Regions from separate parts of the Homo sapiens genome. Here all the other regions are linked to region 4. A link is a loop called in an ENCODE intact Hi-C map of the cell type or tissue named here. Cell type or tissue: heart left ventricle. All regions are shown on one strand. Region 1 overlaps TRDN (triadin). Region 2 has its middle 78 kb from the start of TRDN. Region 3 holds the start of TRDN (triadin). Region 4 holds the start of LOC105377982 (a long non-coding RNA gene). Region 5 overlaps TRDN (triadin).

Region 1 (5,000 bases), 98 kb before region 4:
ATTTAAACTCCTGTTATTTCATATATGGATGTCTGTATGTGACAGATTGTATTTTTCAAAAGTGGCTGCAGCAAGATTTCCCATCTCATGTGTTCTTCTTATACTGTGATCTTGACTCTTCTTCTCTTGAGAGGTGAGGTCTACTTTTCCTCCCGTTAAACACAAACAGACTTGTATAACAGCTTCAACAAAGAACATACAGTGAAAATGACTTCCAAGGTTAGATCATAAAAATACCAGACATATCCAGGTTGCTGGTTTGGGATACCTGCTTTTGAAACTATGCTGTGAAAAAATTAAAGCAGCCTGGAGGCAGGCCCATAATGAAAGAGACCAAGACCTTGACCTGCAAACCCAGCCAAGCTTCCAGCCAACAGCCAGCACCAACTTTCCAGCAATGTGAATGAGTCATCTTGATAATGGATCCTCTAGTCCCCAGTAGAGCCACCACATGTGACAACTGTGGAGCAGAGGCAGGCCATACCTGCTGAACTCTAACCAAATTACAAATTTCTGGGCAAAATAAATGATTACAGTTGTTTTAGGCCACTAAACTTTGGAATCTTTTATTATGCAGCTACAGATAATACATTATATTAGCATTTTTGTAATCTCCTCACTTCTAATGTATCTTGCAATCTTGCACACTAAGTTCATAATACTACATTACCCAATGAATAATGGTAACTTATTTAGTGTACAGTTGTTTCAGCCAAATTCAACATGACGCTAGGCAATTTTATAATTGTTATACTTCTTCAGTTTCATCATTGATTTATTTACACATTTATTCCTTTAGTAAAATATATTTAATAAATGTTGATTATTATAATAAAATGTTTGAGTTACTGGAGAGAAATTCATAAAAAAGAACAAGGAAGAAGAGGAGGAGAGAGGGGAGAAGAAGGAAGAGGATGAGAAAGAGGAGGAGGAGAGAAAAAAGCAGATTCTCAACTAAGGTTGTCACACAACTTGACAATTTTGCAAATGTGAATGGGCATTTTTTAAATTAGAATGCCCAAAAGATACACGGTTGTGAGCCATGGATTTTGAGCAATACTTAATTTCACTGAGCAGGCCTAAACAAACTGTGCATAAGAGAGTGCTCACACAATGTCTACTGATGAAGAGTAGTGAGAATATTGGTTGTGGTATACAGAATAATTGTCCCCCAAAATATTCATGTCCTAATCCCCAGAATCTGTAAATATGTTACCTTACCTGGAAAAGAGAATTTGCAGATGTGGTTTTATTAAGAACCTCGAGCGGGAGAGAGGACCCTGAATTATCTGGGTGGGCCCAATAAAATCACGGAAGTCCTCAAAATTGGAGAACTTTTTCTGTTGGTGGCCAGCGGGAGATGCAATCAGCCAGCACTGGCTTTGAAGATAGAGGAAGAAGCTATGAGCCAAGTTATGTGGCAACCTGTAGAAGGTAGAAAGTACAAGGAGATGGATTCTCTCTAGAGGCCCCAGAAAGGAATGTAGCCCTGAAGACACTTTGATTTTAGCTCCTTGAGACCCATGTTGGACTTCCAAGTACAGAATTGTAAGATAAATTTGTGTTAAATTTGTGGTACTATGTTATGGTGCAGTAGAAAACTAATATACCAGTGTGTATCTGATTACTATAACTCTCTCTTACTCACTGGAAGACAAATTTTTAGAGGGCTCATATAAAATTAGCATAGGAGAATGGCAAATTTATTTTTCCTGGGCCCAGTGCAGTGGCTCATTCTTGTAATCACAGCACTTTGGGAGGCCGAGATGGGCGGATCACCTGAGGTCAGGAGTTTGAGACCAGCCTGGCCAACATGGCGAAACCCATCTCTACTAAAAATACAAAAATTAGCCGGGTGTGTTGGCGGGCACCTGTCATCCCAGCTACTTGGAGGCTGAGGCAGGAGAATCACTAGGACCCGGGAGACAGAGGTTGCAGTGAACCAACATCGCACCACTTCACTCCAGCCTGGGTGACAAGAGCAAAACTCCGTCTCAAAAAACAAACAAACAAATTTATTTTTCATGAAATATTTTTACATAAATCTTTTTAAAAATAAATAGTCTCCCTTTTATATTAGCAATCTGAAACTAAAAAGGAGTTCCTTTATCAAGGTCACAGAGCTCATGATTGTGACAACTAATGATACATTGACGAACAAGATTATTCTTTCTGTAGCAATGACTTTCAAGCCAAGAAATGAAGTTATCTAGCAAGTAACATTTTCCAGCTAATAATCAGCAAAATTAGAGAGGCACTTTATTTTTTTTTCCACTAATATATATTTGAAAACCTTAGGAGAGAGACTGTAGCTTGTGCAATATTTATTTCTTCTTAATATTGCTACATTGAACCTGCTTCCATTCAACTCAACAGGCATTTCTGAAATACAAACTGTGACTTGTTCTATAATCAATGGTGTTTGTATATATATTCAGCCACCTACATGCAATATATAATACATATTATCTGCATTTTAAACTGAACTTTTAAAAACGACCCCTCTGGTTCTTCGACCAGGACACCTTGCCCTACTTTGGAATGGGTATCCTTCACGTTCCTGGGCTGGCACACATCAGGAAGCTATGTACATTTTCAGCTGGATAAGAGCCTATTAATAGAAAGCTGACACTGCTGTGGTTAAAAAAAATCAGGTCAGAGATTAATTTCATGAAACCCATAGTCATGTCAGCTAAATATGATCTGTTTGAGGTAGGTGAAGGATGTGTGATCACTCTGTTGTTCAAACTCAAATAAATATGTCTTTCTTTTATATTTGCACCATGAAATATTTTTTCATTTGTCTAGGAATTCTAATCCTTGCATAAAATCATGCAGATTTTAAACTTCTGAAACAATCTTTGTGCTTAAACATCTTCCAAATAAGACTACTTAGAGAAAAAAAAATGGGGATCAGAATGTGGGATACAAGAAGATATGACAAGGTGATTAACTGAATTTGTTGTAAAAATAAAAGTTAGAAATAGAAATTTGGAATAAGCATAAAGTTAGGTTTGCAGGAAAGCAAGTTGTATCAGTTTGACCTGGAAATACTGGATGTTATTTAAAGGGCAGAATGTAGACATACCTTTGATGAGGAGTATTAAAAGAAAATATTCAGGAAGGAAAACAACAATAACAACAGAGCAAAATTGTAAGTGGTAAGAAATCATACATACATGTTTATACAGCATTTACACAGTATAAATGCATATGAATAAATATGAAGTATACATATATTTGATTTGTGATGTACAGAATAAAATGTAAAATTAAAGATTTTAATAAATATTGAGTTCCTACAACATATCAGACACTGCATGAAGCACTAAAAGAAAACATTTGATTTTTTTTTTTTTGCAAACCTGCTTTATAAATAATGTAAAGTATAACGTATATTATGGATATAATTTTCGTTTTTGAGATGGGGCCTCACTCTGTTATCCAGGCTGGAGTCCAGTGGCATGATCATAGCTCACTGCATCTCAAACTCCTGGGCTCAAGGGATCCTTCCAAGTCGCTGCAAGCACAGGCACATGCCACGACACCCAGCTAATTTTTTTTGTAGAGACAGGATCTTACTGTGTTGCCAAGGCTGGTCTCAAATTCCTAGCCTCAAGTGATCCTCCTGCCTCGGCATACCAAAGTGCTAGGATTATAGGCTTCAGCCACTGCCCCCAGCCTAATTTTTATAGGTCTTTTTTGCTTTATTATATATTTTTAACTGACACATATATATGAGTTACATGTGATATTTCCACACTTACATACAATGTATAATGATCAAATCAGGGTAATTAGCATGTTCATCACATCAAATATTTATCATTTCTTTTTGTTGGGAATATTCAAAATCCATTATTCTAGCTATTAAAAATATGCAAAAAATTGTTGTTAATTATAGTCACTTTACAATGCTGTAGGACAGTAGAACTTATTCCTCCTATCTAGCTGGAGTTTTATATCCATTAACCAACCTTTGGCTATCCTCACATCCCCACACTTTCTAGCCTCTAGTAACCACTATTCTACTCTCTACGTCTATGAGATCAACTTTTATAGCTTCCACATATGAGTGAGAACAAATAATATTTGTCTTTTTGTGTCTAGCCTATCTCACTTGACATAGCTCATCCACGTTGCTGTGAATGACAGGATTTCATTCTTTTTTAGGGACAAATAATATTCCATTGTGTGTGTGTGTGTGTGTGTGTATATACATGTTTTTCAAACGTGAATGGGCATTATATATATACACACACACACATACACACACACATTCCATTATTCATATATACACACACAGACGCATACACCACATTTGCTTTCTTCATTCATCTGTGGATGGATACTTAGGTTGATTACATATCTTGGTTATCATGAATAGTGCCACACTAAACCTGGGAGTGCAGTTATCTCTTCAACATACTGATTTCAATTCGTTTGGATATATACCAAGTAGTAGGATTCCTGGATCAATGGTAGTTATATTTTCAGTTTTTTGAGGAAGCCCCATACTATTTTTCATAATGGCTGCACTAATTTACATTCCCACCAACAGTGTGTGAGAGTTCCCTTCTCCATGTCCTTGCCATTATTTATTATCTTTTGTCTTTTTGATAATAGACATTCTAACTGGAGTGAGATATCTCATTATGGTGTTCATTTACATTTCACTGATGATTCGTGGTGTTGAGTATTTTTTTCATACACCTGTTGGCCATTTGTATGTATCTTTTGAGCGATGTCTATTCAGTTCATTTGCCAGGTTTTTAATCACACTATTTGTTTATTATTTGTTTTTGCTATTGTTTGAGTTTCTTGTATATTCTGGACATTAATATCTTATAAAACAAATAGTTTGCAAATCTTTTATTCTTTTCTGTTGGTTATTTCTTTACTATGTTGATTGTTTCCTTTGCTGTGCAGAATCTTTTTAGTTTGATATAATCCCATTTGTCTATTTTTGCTTTTGTTTCCTGTGCTTTTGTGGTCTTTTC
Region 2 (5,000 bases), 200 kb before region 4:
AGGCAACTGAACTCCATAAGTTTATAAATTTCTGGTATGGTAATAATTAGCAATCTAGGCAAAATGGGAATATTATGCTAAAAGCCCCATGGATCAGAAATTTAGCTATTTTTCAGATAGTAAATGCCATTAGAACATATACAAGGCTGTCTGTCCAAGGCAAAATTGACTTAAGACCTGATTTCTCAATCTTTTTGTCATTACTACCCATCTACAGAAACTTTTTATACATTTTTTCTAAACGTAACCCATGAAATTTTTATGCCGCAATTTTTATTATCTTGTATACTATTTGTACTTTATACATAAGAAGTAAGATTTTTTTTTGCCCTAAGAATTTATCCCTTCCCCAGTTGAGAATCTGATGGTTTGAATACCTCTGAGGAGATAGTTTCAGACCTCCTGTGAAATCTGTCCTTCCCAGGCCATCCTCTGACCTGCATCCGTTTCTCCTTGCTTCATGTTTCTCAGGAATCTCTTTTTAAAGTCTTACAAAAATTTCTGCAGTTTTTAACACAAATATATAAATCTATGACTATCCCAATAATTACCAGAATGTGAATCATCAATAGAGAGTTGAAATTATCTTTATAATATATGTTAATTATGACCATATCCCCCGTTGATACTCTCTTCCTAGTTTTCAGTCATCAAAAGTGATTTGAACTTCTTTATATGTACCTATTAAAGTGTGTGTATAATTTTTTACACATTTATTTCCTTTTCACCAAGTCATTTTTCAGAGGTATTCTATCAGTGGCAGGCTTCAAATCAGTATTTTGTGTCCTGGGGATTACCAACTGATTTTCAGTTAATTCTATTAGTAAAAACAAAAACCACTTGACTGCATCAGAGGGATTAACATAATGTTTGACATAATATGCAGCTGTTTGGAGTAAGACTTTCAGGTTGTCCGGAGACAACACAGTATAGAGTCTTTCATTGGTTCAGTTCTGACGCCAGTGACTCACTCTTGAGCAACAGAATGTGGTAGATGTAAAACTCTGTGATTCCTAAGGCTATTTCATAAGAAGCCTTGAAGCTTTCACCTGAAATGCTCACACTGGGGAAAGTCAACCTCATGTATAATGTCTGACTATCTTGAGACCATCATGCTATGAGAGAGCCTGAGTTAGCTACGTATAGCTATCCTGCAGAGAGAGACCCCCAGATAGCTCCTATCTATTCTATCCATCCCAGCTAAGGTGCTAGCTACGGTAGTAAAATTTTTTCTTAAGCATGCAGCCCCATCTAGTCTTCAAAAGACACCAGCCTCAGCCACCAATTGATTATAACCACCTACGAGACCCACATTAGAACTTCATAGCTGAGCCCAGTCAGCCCTCAGAACCACTGGAGATAAGCATTGATGTTGAAGTGCCTGTGTTTTGGGGTGGTTTATTATGCAGTAATAGATAACTGAAACACTGGGAGAGATGATAAGTCCTCACTTAGTACTGATAACGGGTATGGTGTTCTGTTAGCTTGATTATACTTCTATCCCACTCACAAATCACTTCATTTTCTTTCCACATTTACTATTGGCCTCCTTGTAATGCAGTATGAATTTGTATTAGCAGCTCTTTTTATCACAATAATGAGCCTTCAGAAAGGATATTTTTGCCGGACCCGGTTATCAGTGACCACTTTCTAATATTCCCATGTCATGTCTGGCTAGATGGGGATGCATGCTGATTGGGCCACCATATATGTTGTTACTCTCAGGCATTTGTAGCATGGGCACAATTTAGGTACATAATAAACGCCCAAAATATTGGGTGTTTCATAAAACTTCAAATGGGCATGTTGTTCTATGGTATATAACTATGTTATTCCTATTTCTCATTCTCCTCAGGGCTCTCTTGGTTCTATTTCTACTTTCCCGAAAGTTATTCAGTCTACATTCACATTTGATATGGTCAGAAGGGAAAAGCTAGCTCTGGCACACGAGGCAGCCAAGAGCAATGTGCTTCTTATAATTCCCAGGCAACTCCTTTAGCAGTGTGCTGCCATCTTGATTAACTGACACACGGTGCGCAGATGCTAAACTGTTCATGAACCCATGCTTTGTGTAATTCACAGGCAATTTAGTTCTCTGGTTATCTGAAAAAGAACCAAGTAGTAAATACAGTCTATAAATAGTAAAATGGTAGCTACAATTAATTAGCAGTTCTAATTGGCTATTGGTCAGTTGAGTCACCAGGGGGCACTGTATTACATCTTTTTCGAAATTATTCAGGTGGAGTCCAAACAAGAGCTAGTAAATAAGCATGAATTTTATTTTTCTTCTCTGCAGAAAACAGATCAGGTGATTTCTCCCAGCATTGGCCATTCATCAAAATATAATCTGACAGAAATGGCTGAGAGTATTATTCTCTTGTTCCAAGATGCTCTTGTGGGAATAATATTATCACTTCCTTTCCTGGAGTTTTGATTCATTTGTGCCTCCTTTCTACTTGCCATAATCTTTATTGCTTCCCGTTATTACCCATTTTATCCTAAACCTTCTTCCCTGGTGGGATAATTTGATTCAACAGTACCACTTACTCAAAAATCAGACTGTAACATCTGCTATGCCAAGGCCTCTTCACGGCACTGTTGAACAAAAGGAGTCATTTCTCAAAAGGTATATCAGATAGGGGCCAAAGACTTTGGCTCCTTCAAGCTTTGCTGAGAATTACTCATATGAGGCAGATTGATTAATAGGAGGAAAGGTATACAAATTAATTTAATGTCTATACACAGAATGATATCTTCAGAATGAAGACACAAAGACACAGGGGAAATGGCCCATTTTAATGCTTAGCTTCAACAAAGTATAGACAGCCATGTAGAAATATGATTGGACAAAAAGATATGCTCTAATGCTAACAGATTGAGTGAGGGAAGCCCAGTGAGGCTTGTCAGTCTAGAATCTTCTTGACCTCTGTGAGCATGCATTCCTTCCTTCCGGGTGTGGGGCAGGACTTCTCTGGAATGGGGGTCTTATGACCCACAGTCAAAAAAGATAGGTCAGATCATCTTTTTATGGCCAAGTTTTACATAGATAGGACAGAGGGAAAGGTAGAGTAATATTTTTAGGTTTTATGACTGGCTTTGGGGTAAAAGAGGTTCTTGTTTCTATGACCCACCTTCTGGAAGAGGGATTCTAGTTTCTATCGCTAGCCTCAGGGAGAATGGGACTGAGAGAGAGGGGAACAGGAGAAGGTCAGGGAAATACTCTTGTTTCTGAGGTGGCTACTGAGGCCTTCATTTTGGGGTATTGCTTTCTGAGCCCCAATGTAATCTCCCTCTGAAGATGTCAAGTCCTTCTTGGGAACTCCAGTGGTCTGAATTTGGATTCTCCCACTGAGATTTAATATAAATTCCTCATGTTGTACCTTTCCCATTAATATATTCTAATACCTTAGGGTCTTCTGGATGTATTGCCCAAGGGCAGGGCTGCTTGTTCTGCAGCCTGGACTTACTGCAGGGACCTTTCCTGCTCTAGGGTAAATTGAAAGCCAACATCTTTTTGTATCATTGGGATATGAGACAGAGCCATCAGAAGTTCAAGACCAGCCTGGTCAAGATGGTGAAACCCTATCTCTACTAAAAACTACAAAAAAATTAGCCGGGTGTGGTGGCAGGCACCTGTAATCCCAGCTACTCAGGAGGCTGAGGCAGAAGAATTGCTTGAACCTGGGCGGCAGAGGTTGCAGTGAGCTGAGATCACACCACTGCACTCCAGCCTGGGTGACAGAGTGAGACTCCATCTCAAAAAAAAAAAAAAAAAAAAAGAATATGTTATCCCCAAAATGCAAAGACACCTGTAGGGTATTGTACTATCTTCTTCATTGCGAGTAAGACAAGATTAAATAACTTAACTGTTACCTTGGATGAGATATACCTGCTTGTTTCTAAACACCAGTCCTTGGAAAGTTTTATTCATATGGTGGACCCCTGAATCTTTATGGGATTTATCTCACTCCCTCTGAAGCATGACTGTCCTACCAAGGCCTCTCATATGCTCCTCTGGCCCAATTAGCATGATGTTATTTATGTACATCATGGATGTGATGGTTTCCGAAATGTTCTGATGATCCAGATCTCTTTATGCTGTCTTTCAACAGAAGCTAGGAGAGTTTACATAGCTATGGGGCAACTATAAACATATAATTTTATTTATTCCATGTTCATGTGAATTATGTATGATCCTCTTTTATAACAGGTAAAGGGAAGAATGCATCTGCCAAATCCAGGGTTGCATGTCACATACTGGAGACCATATTACTTTGCTCCGGTAAGAGCACTCTATCTCTCAAGGTGGCTGAAATCGGCACTACTATACCTGTGAGTTCGTGGTAGTCTACTGTGACTCCGCTGCATCTGTCTGATTTCAGGAGCCAGGCTGGTGAATTAAATTGAGATATGATGAAGATTACTGCCCTTGTACCCTTTAGAACAGGGTTTGGTAAACTTTTTTTGAAAAGGCACATATAACAAATAGTTTAAGCATTTCAGGTTATATTATCTCTATTGCAACAATTCATCTCTGCTGTTGTCATGTGAAAGCAGCTATAACATATAACACGTAAACAGATGGACTCCAGTAAAACTTTACTTACAAAAAACAGATGGTGAGATGGATTTAGCATATGGGTCATAGTTTGCCAACTCTTGTTTTAGATCCTTAAAGGTGGTACTATTTTCCACTATCCACTCAGGATGCAATATTGTTTTTGTCATTCTCTTGGCTTATTCGTATAAAGATGTTTCAGTGTTATCTGCTTAGCCTTCTCCATCTGATAACCCATACCCCTCGGGACAAGGACCTAATGTGAAGTTTCAGCTCACAGCCAAATATATCTATCCAAATTATATATTAGAGACTTGGAAAATAACTAAATGAGTGAGTCTGTCGGCACAGTGATCTATTTGGGACTCAGACTCCTTTTCAATTAATGGCTTTCAGATCTAACAGCTTGTTCAAGGGATCATGACATGTTATTGGGCGCCCT
Region 3 (5,000 bases), 120 kb before region 4:
ACTGATGAATGGAGATATGAAGTGCTACGTTTTTCAAAACAATTGGAACTGCTGTGGCACTATTGACTGGAGATTCTTTGTGGGGGGCAATGTAAGGAGGGCTTTTCTCTTAGGATACCTCCTTAGACCAACCCAGAGCTCTGGGAAGCTGCTCTTGAGGATTTTGTATCTTTTCATCCCGCTAGTGGGCCTAATTTGCAGTGACCCCCTTTACCTTAAGTCATAGTATCTGCAACAAGGCCTCATTTCTTGGGGAAGATAGCAAACTTGTAGTTAAAAGGCTCTAGGCCCAGTCCTAGATATAGGAATTGAATAAAATCATGAATGTAATCATGTAATCATTTCCTCCTTGTAAATTAAGATTTGTTACTAATTTATGTATTCAGCTGGTAAATGAGCAACTTTCTATTGTGTCAGGAATGGGGGCAGTAGATTAAGACAGAACCACTAACAGGGAGGAGGTCATTGCCTATGGAAATAGCTGTTGCAGCACTCTTCTGAGCCTGAATTTTAAAAATAACAAACATGGCTTTGCTTCATGATCTATGAAGTACCATAGGAATTCGGGAGGTCTGAAAACGAAAAGTATCAAGTTCAAGCTAAAAGATTAAACTACAAGCATTTATTAGGTTGAATATGAGAATAAAATAAAAGTGTAGTCAACCCTTGATTATTCACAGATTGGCTAGAGTTTATGATTATCAATGCCCTTCGATTCTCCTTTTGCTTCCAACTACCAACTATTGAATATTTTTTTGCTCATTAACACCTGTCTAGGAGTGGGAAGGTGAAATGCTAATCAGCCAATTTGGTTAATTGTTAGTGGCTGCTATAATCCTTTTTTTTTTAAGTTGAGATAAGGAAATACTTTACTTAAATATTGGCTGTGGACTACTAAACTTTATGTCACCTTCCCTTCCTTTTTACTGCATGGATAAATGCAGGTATTTAGTTCTTAGTAAGGTAGTAGAGAGAATTAAAAAGATAGTAATTCATCAATCCAATGTTTTTCAAGTATCACACTATAAATTCACATTACATAATTCTTATTGGCCAGTGTTCAGAAAATATTAATCTTCTACAATATGACTACTTTAAAAGAAAGCTTCAAGATTTAATAGTTGCAATTTTAAGTGTAGCCCTATATAAATAACTGCACTTGCTAAGTGGATTTGTATCAACAGGAACATAACTTCTAGAAAATTACTCAAGACTACCCTCCCTTTTGCCTGTGATAGACATTTGGGACCCTCCCCAAACCAAATAAGGGAAAGAAGAATGTTCTGAGCATTAAGAGCACTAAGAATAAATCTGAGCTCTCACGGATAAGATTACTTTCAACTCTTTATTTCATGTTTTCTGACATAGACCCCAGGATCTGTAATTATCTTAGAGAAACTGCGGGGGCTTAGATGGTACTTTGTAGTTCATTTGGTTTTTTTTGTTTGTTTGTTTGTTTTTTGCCTTTCTCTCTTTGGGGCTGAAGAGCTGGTGTGTCTGTGTGTGTGTTCCTCTAGAGTGCCAAAAAAGAAAAAAAAAAGTGCTGAAGAGTCCTAGGGAGATGAGGCTATTTTTGTTTGAAGCTGATACTTCTAGCTGAGCCACAAGTGCTGCTTGGAAAGGGCTTAGGTTGTTTCCAGGGGGAGAACTCTGCAGAGGAGAGGCAAAGTTCAACAGGACAACAAAGAAGCAGCAGAAACAGCCAGGAAAACGAAGAGCCCCCAGGTTTTGACACAGAACCCTCCACCAGAGTTCTCAAATCCCCAAATACTCTGCAAAGTGCAACTTGACGGGAACTTTTCAACTGACTTTTACTTTTGACGACCACCATGACTGAGATCACTGCTGAAGGTATTGCTACCATTTTCCGATAGTATCAAGTAAGGAAAAAAAATATGCAAATCGACAGCCACATTAACTGTCGATGTGTCCATTTAAAATGTTGCTTTAAGGTAATTGCCTTGGTCAATGATTCTATACAGGATCTGAGAAGTGGATTTAGGAGCTGAGAGGCTGCCAGATCTGTATATTGGGGGAGCAAAAAGAGATTTCTCTTAAATTTTGCATGTGGAAACTGTTCTCTGCTATACCAAAGGCCCCACTAGTTAACAGTTGTTACTCACACCTCTATAAATAGCTATGGTCATGTAACATGATGGCCGATATCTTATCCAGCAAAAATTACAAAGTTTTCAAGGATGGAGACCATGATGAACTTAAAATATTACACTAATGCTTACTTAAAATATTACACTAATGCTTACTTAAACTTAAAAAGTAATTTGAAGCATTTCTGCTTTATGATATTTTTAAATGGAGACCTTAAATTTGTTTTTCCTTTCCTACTAGGGTATGTAAAACACACATACATATATATGATTTATATACAATTTAAGACATAAGTGTTCCCATAAAATTTGTATTTATTTGACCATTAATGGAAATTCAGAGATAAAGACTGGAATTCCACAAACTTACTGTGAATCAGTATGATTTTTAAAATAAAGCAATTAAGTGTTAGAATTCTGGTTCTTTTTGTAAATTCATTCTTCATTTTCCTCTAAATGGTAAATTCTATCTTTATGTTACAATAAATATTTTCTGTTTCAATGCTTTACTGAAAGCTACATACTATAATACATATCTTCTATTTGATGGTTGCTAGTTATATATATTTATATTTCATATATACTTCATATATATATGTACGTATTTCTTAGAATGAAGGAAACCTTCAAAACTAAATTACTTTGAATACAGACACAGTCTGGTTCTAGTTGAGGTAAAACTTTTGGAGGTGGATCTAAAATTTGCTTCTGACAGCTGTAAGAAAATCAGACAGGTGGTGCTCTTAACAACTTCCAAGTTAAATGCTGTGCTGGTTTGCTTTGAATAATACAACTGAAAAATAGAATATTTGTTTTTATTTTTGAGGGTAGAAATTAGTATGGACACACAGTAATTTCTGTTGGAGATTTTTAGTCAATATTTATAAGAAGTGCCTTATTTGTACCTTGCACTGAGAAATTCAGTCTGACACCTCGTATTAATAACAATTACTGAGAGATTTCTATGTGTTAGGTATTTTGCTCAGAACGTTATGTGTGTTTACTTATTTAAAACTGACACAATTCAATTAAGTAGGCATTATTATCTCAGTTTGGCAGAAAAAGGAACTGTAACTAAAATGTTATGTGACTTGCTCAAGACCAGCATTACCAACATTTAAACCCAGCCCCTTTAAATCTTGTTTGTGTGTGTGTGTGTGTGTGTGTGTGTGTTTTCTTTTCTGTGAGAGGATATCAGGTTTACTCTTTACCAATTTTAGTTCAGAATTTGCTAACTAAATATAAATAGCATTTTTCCTATTCCTTAGATATTCTGTGTCATGTTGCTTTTAGTTTGCCTTAAAGAAAGCTATGTATAAAAACTTCTTGTTTAGCTCTGCACAAGTTATTAAGATAGCTACGAGCGTCTTAATCTTCTGTTTCTCTACCTCTGTTCAGGGTTTGGGCTCCCAGGTGATTCAGGAGGTCAGTTGACTAAACCATCTTGGGCTTGCTTGTGGATTATGTTTTGTAGAACTTGCATTTGATTCAAAAGACTTTTTACAGGAAAATTCTTGATTATGAAATAGAGCTTTTGTTTCTGCCTTTGCTCTGCGGGGGTTTAAAAGGGCCTTGGAAGACCTTCTGGAGTTACCCATAAAAATAATTACATTAGTAATAAAATTAAAAAGTAGAAATACCATCTAATTCTTGGGTGATGGTCATTTTCCACTTCCGGGCCTTAACAGTTCATAGGATCTATGTTATCTGAACATCAATTATGCATTTTTTTTTGTTTTCTGGAATGATTTATTAATAATATTTCTCAAATGAAAATTAGACTGCCAACTCAAATGAACTCATCTTTTAAGGAAGCACAGTCATTCTTTGATGATATCCAAAGTTTTTTCACACTTTGTTACTACACAGTTTCATGTTATCTTTGCAATTCTCACCTTTTGTGCCCTAGCTACAATTGTCTTCCTCCAGTCTTTTATAAAAGGTATACCTTTGTACAGTGCCTTGGTACAGGCTATTTTCTGAGCCTGAAATAGTCTTATTTTATCTCATCTGCTATATTTTTTTCAACCATTTATTTATTTATTTTATTTTTTTTAGAGCAGAATTTTTCTCTGTCACCCATATTGGAATGCAGTGGCATGATCATAGCTCACTGCAGTCTCAAACTCCTGGGTTCCAGCAATCTTTCTACCTCAGCATCAGAAGTAGTTAGGACTACAGGTGTGCACCACCATGCCTGGCTAATTTTTTTTTTATTATTATTTTTGTAAAGACACGACCTCCTTATGTTGACCAGGCTGTACTTAACTACTGGCCTCAAGCCAAGATTCTCTTGCCTCTGCCTCCCAAAACATTGGGAATACAGGCAAGAACCATCACGCCTGGGGCTTGCAATCACTTTTGGACACATTACTGAAATGTAAGCACTCTATCAGTAGACCTATGCCACCTATCAATCAATTACCTTTTCCATCCATTTATCACGCACACACACAAAACAGTTTGTGGCACTTAAGAATATAAGAGATAACTCATTACCTTAGAAAGCTCTAGTTAACTGTTCTCATCTCAAGTTTTGGGAAGACAAGGCTCATACAGATTATATGACTGTCTCATGGTCATGGGAAATTAGGAGAGATCTGAGGATAAATTTCATGCCTCCCATGGCTCATCCCAGTGCTTATTCAACTACAGTGCATGTCGTGCCTATAACCTCACCTAGTTGCTCACATCAATTTCCACTGCAGGTTCCAAGCTGGCTTACTTCATCCAGTGGAAGAAAGGAAATAATGCTAAATACAGAATTGTGTTTCAGGTACAGAGTAATAGATAAATTAGAAATAGGACAAAGTTGAACTCCAAAGGATTTTAGGGTAATAACACCTTTGATTCTGGCAAAATAAATTAATAAAGATAATTATAACAGCAATG
Region 4 (5,000 bases):
TTTATAAGGACATCAGTCCTATTGGATTAGGGACTAGCCTCATGACTTAAACTTGGATTGTCTCTGTAAAAACCTTATTTCCAAATAAAGTCACATTCTTAGGCTCTGGGGCTAATGACTTCAACATATATTTTTGGGGAGACACAATTCAACCCATAACAATATCATATGCACAAAAAACAAAGGATTGTTTTTAAAAAGGGTGATTCAGAATAATAACACTGATTTGTCTAGAACTCCTTCAGTTTTTGGGAAACAATTGCAGGATTGGAGTCATAGGCTGACAAGGGATTTAGCTGATGGTGAGGCTCAAAAGTCAAAATGCAATCAAATACATTAAAATATATTTAAATATCCTGAAGCCCTTTATAAAAATGCTCTTAAAGCCCACAAATTCATTTAGTCTTCCTGTACTGTATAAACTTTTATTTTTGTCTTCTCTTAGCTGCACTTCATTAACTCCTTAAAGTACAAAATATATTTTCTTTCCCTCTCTGGCAATCATGAAAAATAAACCTGGACAAGGAAACCAGAAGAGTGTGCACAAAGCTATGCATCACAGTGTCCATAGTGAATGTTCACTTATGAGAAAGCGATTACAGTTCTTACTATGGCTATGTAGCCCCAGGAGAAGGGGAAATTGTCCATACATTTAAATTGAATTTGAAAATAAAACTAATATTTTAGAATTATAAAATATCTTTTGTGATTTAACGCGTAAGTATCAGATTAGCTTTACAACTTTGGGTAATTTGCCTGATCTTCACTTTAATAGGTAAATGAAAGTACTTTTATTATGAAAAAGAAGTATGTGCATTATTGGAAGGTAGATCACAGATAATGTGCTTGGAGAATTCGGTCAGCACATTTTGGCTTATGAGAACAAGTTTATAGTCTGCACAGAACCTGGAACAGACATGGCTGCGTAGTTTTGAAGGAGAGTCCTGGTTTAGCAATTAGATAACTACATTCTTTTCCTGGTCTGTCACGGACTCTTATGAGCATATTTTCTTATCCACAGACAAAGAAGTTCAGGGTAGTTACTTCTTATATTCCTATCAGCTCTGAAATTGCATGCTTATATTAAAGTTAAAATAATAAATTCTTCCTTTAGGAAAAATGGATAATATAATATTTAAGAAGATTTTTAACTCAATATTGCATTTCTATTAAGTTCATGATTTTCTCTTAAAAAGCATAGAGATCATCTTGCCTTACCACAGAACTGAACTTCTACAAATTAGCTACCAAAAATAAAAAAGAAACATACACACAAAGACATACACACTAACCAAGAGATCTGGCCTTATTGTTTAATGGTGGCTGAAACAGAATTTTTTTAAGGGTTTAAAATGAATGTGTATCATGCTCTTTCATAAAACATTACAAATTAAAATATAGATATATATGAATTTTATGAAGCTGTTTGAAATGTTCACCTACTTAAAGTCTATAGAGTATTTTAGCACTAATACCTAACAAAAAAGCACAAGAAATGTGAAAATGAGAGGAATTAGTTAAAAGAAAAATCAGTAAAATTTATTACAGGTAATGATGCTCCTCAAAGATTTTTTCTGTTAATAATGAAAAGATATAATGCTTACCTGATTATCCATCTGATTTTTTTTTTTTGGTTGGGTACTCAAGATTAGTCCTATGCAGTAGTCTAAAGTCAAGTATGTTCTAGAGTTTGGTTGAATTGATTTGCTAGCCATCAATTGAAGAATGTAGTAGCCTATACAAATCAGTACTTTACAAATTTTGGCATTACAATTTTTGATTTTCAACCTAAGAACAGGACGATTAAGTAAAGAACTCTGATAACCTGGCTCCCATGATTTGACCCCAAGGGAGTGTTTTCCCTGTTTAAAAAAAAAAAAAAAAAACCACAGGGTCAGGCAGATTATGAGCTCTGATATACTTGAGAAAAAGACATAGTCTGCCTGGTGACTGCCAGGGTCAAAAACAAAAACACAGAGCACAGCTTGGGGAGGGCTGGAAAGGGGCCAGATGGGAGGGTGAGAGATGTGCTTGGGTCCAGTTGAGCTGAATGTTCTGGTCAGGGAAAGGTCAGAGTCTGGGCAAGGGCAGGAACAGCAGGCCCATGCCAACTCAGATGCCAGACATCAGGGCCATTCCAACTGGTGGATTCCATTTGTTTTTAATTATCAGCATACCGAAGGGACTTTTGTTTCTTGTAAATAAGGATGACAAACAAATTAAACTCTAGCAGGTGCAAGAAGCTTATTCTGTCCTGAGCTAAAAACTGTCCTGGCTAAGATATAACTTGCCAAATAGGGCTGGTGACAAGGAGGTACTCTTCTTCCATATGAAAACTCCTGGTTGTGGGCTCTAAGCAGAGACGCTCAAGCGAATGCAGCTGCTCTATAGGTGATTTTTATTTTAGAGTGATTACCAAGGCAGTTGCTGATTGTTGCATTGCTGTGTTGAAAGTCATTTCAAAACTTGGTATTTGAGCACAGTCTTGCCAAAGTTTGAAGTTTCTGTCCAAGGAGCTTCAGTGGCTGTCTGCCATTATGAACAGCTCCCTAGGGCCCAAGGGTCCAGCTGCTTCACTAAGAAGTGTTGTGATGCCATTTCTGAGGGGGATAATAAAATGCTAGCATACAGTACAGGGTCTGTAAATCAACACTTCAACTGGGAGGAACTGGATTTCTCCCTAGGGTAACAGGAATGAGGCATTAATATGCTAATTTCAGTCCGAATTCAGTCCCTTTGCTCTTTTGATTTTGTGTTAATTCTCCCATTTATGCCTTTGCACACGTCAATCTGAAAATCCTTTAGTGGAATGGACAACCAGCTGTCCAAGGTGGGTGAGTCCTCATTCCTTACAGAGACAGAGACACAGATTAGGTGTTCCCCTGTGGGTCTTTCCAATCAGGGCTCTGAAAGCACAGCTTATCTCACACAAACTTGGTTCCCCCTCAGAGAAACTTTAAAAGACGCTTTGTTTTTGCCAAGATTTTCTCTTGGTTTTCTGCTTAATTAATAGGGATTCAAAGGAACCAAAATAAACCATTTGTGGTCAGTATGAATAGTGATTTCCTTGCCTTATTTTGTGAGCTATTTATATTGAACTGAGTAGCGAATAAACAACTAAAAGAACCATTAAATGTGGAAAAAAATAATATCTCAATGTTTTAAGGTGAGTTTTTTTCTCCTTTTTCTCATTAGGTTTTGATTATTTGAGAAATTTCAATAAATTGTCAAAAGTTTCACATAATTGGAAGCAAGCAGTGTCTATTATAGCTCTACCACATCATCATCCATAAATAGAATTTAACTAGACGATAAAACTAGCTCTTAACATATTTTAGAATTTCACTTATTCAAAAATATTACAGAGTCCACTATGTGACTGAGACCTTGTGATGACTTGGAAATGTAAAAAAATAAAATAAATATGATGTAGCCCCTAAGGATTTCATTTACTGAGTAGAGATATTAACAATATCAATATTATTATTGAATTGCTGAAATATAATTATGTACATGGTGCAATTGGTGAATGGAATAAATAGAGATCAAAGAAAATGTTACAGAGAAGGAGGCATTTGAACCAAGAGGAAAGAGTGCATGGAATAGGGAAAGGAAAACGAATGAATGTGGGTGTGGTAATTCTAGGTGGAAGACACATACAGGCAGAGACATAAAGGCATCATGAGGGCATGTGGTGTGCTTGTGGAGCTACTAGCATTTAGTTATAATGAGAATATAAAGTTCAAGGAGAAATTCTTTGTAGATGACATTGGGTTGGTAAACATGGGGTTGGTAAGAAAATGTCAGATCACTAGAGCAGTAAAATATTTTTATTTTGATATAGCACCCACTATGTGACAGATACCATACTAAGCAGTGAGGAGGCACTAATATTTGTAACAGAGGAGTCAATGATATCGAATTTTCATGTTAGAAAGGTTAATATGAGACATAAAAATATAAAATCTAAAGGTTCAAAAGAGAAGTCAGGGTATTATAATATTATGATAGGTATAATAATATGCCCAAAAGAGACATCCTGCTTCAACTTCTGAACTGGAAATTGGTCTCTTCCCCTTTTCCCTCCTAATCTCTTACTAGGCTAATTTCTTCTCATTTCTCATACTCTTAAATGTCATTTCTGCCAAGGGCTCTTCCCCTAACAAACAGATTAGATTAGGTCATTTCATACATCAACATTCCACCTTACATATTTTCTTCATAGCAGTTCGACTCCCTGCAGTTACCCACCTTTGTAATTATTTGCTTAGCATCCACTAGTCATTAGCTTATTGACATCATGGCGACAGGAATGAACTCTATCTTGTTGAGGAGAGTCTTTAGCACATAGCAAGTGTTCTTTCTATATTCTTGTATAAATAAATGATAGTTAGGGAAAATAATATTGGATAAAAGAAAATGAGGAAGAGGAATATCAAAAAGACATGATTGAAAGAGCGTGGTGAATGAATGAAAAGGAAAAATATAAGAGAAAGACAAATTGGGATGAGTCTCATGTTTCTAGCATGGATAATGAATAAGAATTATGACTAAGGTATGGGGTAAGATTATGACTTAAATTTTAGTCCTGTTGTAATAATTGATGAGATCACTGCTCATATTAAATTAAATTTTATTTTTGTTGGAAAGATTTGGTATTTTATAGTCTTATTCCAGTATATTTTTTAAAACATTTAGTGTAGAATGTTTCTGTAGACGATTAACACATACTGTTTAAGTTGATAGTTCTTTGCTTCAAGATCAGAAAATTATGTCTCTATATTTTCATCCTCATATTTCAAGCATTCATCCAATATCAAAGCCGGGCTCCTTTGGCATATGGCATAATAATTTTTTAAAATTTTCCAATTATTTCAATTAAAGATTTGGAAAAGCTGACGGGGGTATTCTTATCTTTGCAATCAGACTTGGTTTGGGTACTAGTTTGTGCTTGGATATGAAATAAAATAGAAATAGGAAATAAATCTGTAATTATCTTG
Region 5 (5,000 bases), 100 kb after region 4:
AGTGTAGAGGAAAGAGTACCTTGCAAAGTCTCAAAGTATGAGACTTTGTCAAACTATAACAAGATTCTGAGATTCTTGTAGCCACCTACCTCCATGGGAGCTGAGGGTGAGTGAAGAGGTACTTGTTCTTTTGGAAAATCACTGCTTTTAGGGTGCCAGTGTTTGGGATGAAAGTATGTTGTATGGTATCATTGCCTATGTTGGAGCAGGAAAAAAGAAAGAATGGAAACTTAGGTAGATGGTCCTGAATTTTTATTTCTAAATCAAAACATTAAAAAAAGTTTGGATTTAGCAACTACTTGATTCAGTAACTTGCTTTTCAGCTGCTTAGTTTAACCACACACACACACACATACACACACACACAGCATGAAACAACAGCTGAAGACGTATTTGATGATGTGAGCACAAATGGATTTTTTTAGTCTTTTTCCTACTGAGTTGCTGGAGGGCAACAGTGCGAACATCCACCCTTCCTTGCCAGCTGGTGTGTATTCCTAAACCAGGGAAATAACGGTCACACTTACCCTACCTATTATGACAAGCTACCTCTGGGTCAAAATTATTACAGCATGTTCTTATTAGTGTCTGAATCCCACTTTCATTTGTGTGTTATACTTACCCAGTCCTGGATGAGTAATTTTAATTGTGAGAGCCAAATAAGCAAAATGTGGAGTTAGCCCTTGACAAAAATAGCCACTGTTACAAACGTGATTTAAGGGCTGAAATGGTTCAGATCATCATCCCTGGTGTCTTTGCTTAACAAAAGCAGCTAGGAGGGGTTATTGGTCTCAGAGGTGGAATATAGCTGCTCTGCTCTGTCAGAAGGAAAGTGCTCCTTTGGCTACTTCTTCTTTGTCCACAGGGCAAATACTGTGATATGAGAAACCGGAGAGATGGGATGTATCATTGGCAGCTTGGCCCTGAAGGCTTTAGGGCAGTATTTTTCTCTTTCTGCCCCTAGCCAGCTGTCTTTTTGCACAGGTTGAATGCATGTGCTCTGCCTTTGACATTGTGCATTTAAATGCCAGCTTGTGCAATTTACAGTACAAAAGGGCAAGGATACGTGGGGGAATGAGGAAAAAAGAAACCTCTTTTCTCTTCTCATTGGCTGACCTTTGTGATTTCGCTTTATAAAGGCATTGAAAGAGCCCCTTTGACCATATTTCTGATCTTCAAAACAATCACAGAAATAGCCCTTTATAATGTTATTTATATACATTGCTACCAGTCTTCCTGCATTAGAATATAAAGAATAATTTGTATCCCTGGAACTGAACACGGAAAGCCATTCCTATCTCAGTTAGCTGAAAGTAAAACCAAATTGCACTCTGTGATTTTGGTAATAGGGATCAAAAAATTTTATATTGTAGGATTTTAGGCCAATAATACCTGAATCTGAAAGGTAGACTTAATATGCTTCCCTCAAATTAATTTAGAAAATTTCAAATTTGGAGAGATCATAACATAATAATTTTATGAGACAGATATAAAGGGAGATGCAGGACTGAGAGTGACCTTGGTGGTATGCAAATCCTCATTCTTGAGAAATGATTTGTATAGACTTAATGATTCTCTTATTCTCCTTAGGTATTCCTTCATTAATTCATTTGTTCACTTATTGAGTCCTTTCATTAGAAAGATGCTTTTCTGGGTACTAAAGAATAATGGTGGCTGGGCGTGGTGGCTCACGCCTGTAATCCCACAACTTTGGGAGACGGAGGCAGGTGGATCACCTAAGGTCAGGAGCTCAAGTCCAGCCTGGCCAATATGGTGAAGCCCCATCTCTATTAAAAATACAAAAAATTAGCTAGGCTTGGTGGCAGATGCCTGTAATCCTAGCTACTTGAGAAACTGAGGCGAGAGAATCGCTTGGACCCGGGAGACGGAGGTTTCAGCGAGCTGAGATTATGCCGCTGCACTCCAGCCTGAGTGCAACAGAGCAAGACTCTGTCAACTAAAAAAAAAGAAAAAAAGAGGAAAAGAATAATGGTGACAAGGAGACAAAGTTTTTGCATTTATAGAACTTCATAGTCCAGTGAAGGAGACAAATCATAAAGGGCATGTAGTATGATATCCGAGAATGATACTTGCTATGAAGAATTGAGAGGGCAAGTGGATAGAGAATATGGAAGGTGCTGTGTTTTCACTGGGTGGTCTGGGAAGGGCTGTCTAAGGAGATGCTATCTGAACAGAGACTTGGATGAAGAAAGGAGTGAGCTGCACACACATTTGTGAAAATAGTTTCATACAGTAAAAATGCAACCTTCACACAGAAGAAATGCAAAAACCCCAATGATCAGGGAACAGGAAAAGAAGCAGTGGAATAGAATAGCATGAGTGAGGAGCAGGTGGTAGGAGGTGAAGTTAACCGAGTTGTGGAGATCTGGATCACAAAAGATATTATCCTGAGTGAGGTCTGATGCTTTCAAAGGGCCTGAGTACAGATCATTTTAAGCAATTATAAAAGTGAAAACAATTAGAATTAACATAAACACATTTCTCGTGTGTTTTGTTGGCTGGAAAATTTGTTTAGTTGCCTCTTGCTCTGTCCCCTTAACTTTAGTGACACTGCTGTCACTGAATTTTGCATATGAAATTCTCTTCAGAAAAGGATAAGACTAGTGCCATCTGGTGGTCGTAGTTGTGAACGTCATACTCCATCCTGGAGTATTTGCAAAACCAAAAACATTTAGGCCCAGCAGTGCTAAAACTTTCAATAATACTTATCCTCCTAGGTAAATATGTCTATTGAGCACATATAAAACTAGAATATGGAAACTCGACTAAAGTATTCGCTGATGTTGTTCTGTGCTTTGAGGAATCTTTTAGTTTAGCCCAGTAGTTATTTTTGTCTATACAGTATATGCAATGCAGTTCACATAGTAGGGAATAAATAAATTGCTATTAAATTGAAATTAGCCTAATGTCTACTTATCACTGAGGTACCATTGACCTTTATTAGGTCTTCTTTCTTAGGTCTCTACAACAGTAGTATTCTTGAATCCAGAGAGAGACCACATCATTTTCTTTTTATTGTGATATTTGTGGTTATGATTATTTGGCTAGTACACTTACTATTTTTATATAGTGTTTGCCTAATAAATATAAATTTACATATGGGATAGAAAGAACTATGTTTTAACATTACATGGGTGTTTATCTTAAGGGCTACCTGCTTAGACTGTCTGGCTTTGAGCCTTGCCTCAGTCACCTGCAAGTTCTATGGATGAGCCTTAGTTTCCTTCTCTGGAAAGACTCTAATGGTTCTAACGTTACAGCGATCTTGTCAAGGTTAAATGAGAAAATCTAGGTAAGCTGTCTAGCCCAGTACTTGGAATATTACAAGTATCCAATACATGGTAAATATTTTTATAATTTGTATGTGTTTGGTATGTAGCATTTGATAAGCTAAAGGTCAAATCATGTCTCATGGGAAAATTAAATATAAATAAGTAACTAGTTTGTAAGGATAGTTCAGCCTGATCACTCAATAAGCATTTAGTTGAATTCCTTATTTGTAGTAAGCACTGTTCTGAAATATCCATCATACATTTATATTACCAAGAAGTATGCAAAGCTACAAAAGGACAAGCCTCTGAGTGTTTAATAATTGTGTTCACAGAGCCTAGAGTGGCATCTGGCACAGAGTAGATGCTCAATTAATATTTGCTGAATGAATGAATTAGAAAGGACTCCTTAAATATAAATATTATCTAGTTTTACTTCTTATTCATGTAATTATTTAATAAAATTTGATATGTTAAAGTTTCTGTATATAGATGTAAGTAAAACTGAAACGATATTCAAAATTGTATTATCATTACATTTTTACCTAGGAGAATGAAATCAGTAATAATCCTAGGGTACTCATTTTCCAGCAATAATCAAAAGATTCTTATATTACTAATTGTGAGCAGAATACTTAAAGAGAGAAATTTTGGCAAAACTATTATGCGAATCACTAAATTTGCATATAGTGGTTTTTCCCCTAAAATGTAATGTGTGTTTTAAGACTTAACTCTCAGAATGGCAATTCCATTTTCCTGCTTCCAAGTTCTTGATTGGGAACTCTTTATTATTACACATATATTTTCTATTCAGCTAAAACCTCCACAACATACAGAATAAAAGATTTGATTTTTCCTGACTGAAAGAAAAGCTGATATTTGTATATATGCATTTGTTATTTATCAAATGAACTCTAGGACAATGTCAACTGCTTACTAATATCCAATATATTCCATGGACAGCCTCCCTCAAGCAATGAATCTCAGAATATCATGGCAATGTGAAAATTCCTATAACTCACATATTTCTATATATCCTATGGAGTACGTTCTCGTTAAACATGAGGTAACACTTATTCTGTGTTTTAATGACATTTCAGTGGTTTCTAGAATTTTTTTAAAAAAATCTCAATAGAAAGGATTTAGTAACCTTAAGGTTAACCTTGATCAATATTTCGGAAAGTATTATTAATTGGAACTTAAAGGAATGCTAAATGCAAAGATGTGGCATAGGTTCATCAAAATTAAAGAAGTCATGTAAAATTAACCTTAATTCTTCATCAGATAGCGAACTTGAAGATCAGAGAAATTGTGCAGGCTTGATGCATGTGTAGCAAAGCATTTGAAAAGGTGCCTTCTGATGTGTGATTAAAAGGTAAGAAAATGGGCTGAATGCAAGAGAAAACTAGTTACCCCTTGAACCTTTACTAACCAACACTTAGTAATGGATAACTCTTAATCTGGTAGAGATGTCTAATGGTGAGTAGGGGGCTTCATCCTCTTCTGAGAGTCTCTGGATTTAGTCATTACTAAAAAGATTTTGCATTTGACACTGTTGACTATCTCTTTATCTGTAAGAAGCCTATTCATGATTTGTCAATGGTTTTTGACATGTCTGTTATAATAGGCAAGCACATCTTCAAAGCCAATGAAATTTGTTACAATTTTATGTGAAAAAATACCTTCAAGAATGCCTTTTGGGAAACTATA

The links. Peaks named below come from ENCODE experiments on the same cell type or tissue, not always from the same donor. Only the 100,000 strongest peaks of a DNase experiment are listed, where the experiment ranks them.
Region 1: a loop joins it to region 4, with 2.4 times the contacts of the local background. A loop is called at or near these places in 3 of 110 quality-filtered maps.
Region 2: a loop joins it to region 4, with 2.4 times the contacts of the local background. A loop is called at or near these places in 7 of 110 quality-filtered maps.
Region 3: it touches region 4 in a loop (16-fold over the local background); 15 of 110 quality-filtered maps call a loop at or near these places.
Region 5: it touches region 4 in a loop (2.3-fold over the local background); 3 of 110 quality-filtered maps call a loop at or near these places.

Annotation. Positions count from the first base shown.
Region 1 is chr6:123,614,752-123,619,751 of GRCh38, reverse strand. The region is part of intron 1 of TRDN (triadin); the gene reads left to right. The region is part of intron 1 of LOC105377981 (a long non-coding RNA gene); the gene reads right to left. Among named protein-coding and RNA genes, the nearest start is that of TRDN, 20 kb to the left of the region's middle. In heart left ventricle, no CTCF peak of the experiment used is centred here; no DNase peak of the experiment used is centred here; H3K27ac peaks cover 4,087 bases.
Region 2 is chr6:123,712,661-123,717,660 of GRCh38, reverse strand. No RefSeq gene overlaps it. Among named protein-coding and RNA genes, the nearest start is that of TRDN, 78 kb to the right of the region's middle. In heart left ventricle, a CTCF peak has its summit at 2,192 (motif pointing right); no DNase peak of the experiment used is centred here.
Region 3 is chr6:123,633,605-123,638,604 of GRCh38, reverse strand. It overlaps TRDN (triadin), which reads left to right and starts at 1,655. Exons shown (of 41, transcript NM_006073.4): 1 at 1,655-1,851. The coding sequence starts at 1,830. All of the region lies in intron 1 of LOC105377981 (a long non-coding RNA gene), which reads right to left. In heart left ventricle, a CTCF peak has its summit at 2,841; no DNase peak of the experiment used is centred here; H3K4me3 peaks cover 3,893 bases; H3K27ac peaks cover 5,000 bases.
Region 4 is chr6:123,516,360-123,521,359 of GRCh38, reverse strand. All of the region lies in intron 5 of TRDN (triadin), which reads left to right. LOC105377982 (a long non-coding RNA gene) reads right to left here and starts at 1,941. Exons shown (of 6, transcript XR_001743833.2): 1 at 1-1,941. In heart left ventricle, no CTCF peak of the experiment used is centred here; a DNase peak (open chromatin) is centred at 2,019; H3K4me3 peaks cover 1,057 bases; H3K27ac peaks cover 4,918 bases.
Region 5 is chr6:123,413,675-123,418,674 of GRCh38, reverse strand. The region is part of intron 12 of TRDN (triadin); the gene reads left to right. Among named protein-coding and RNA genes, the nearest start is that of TRDN-AS1, 23 kb to the left of the region's middle. In heart left ventricle, a CTCF peak has its summit at 2,634 (motif pointing left); no DNase peak of the experiment used is centred here; H3K27ac peaks cover 438 bases.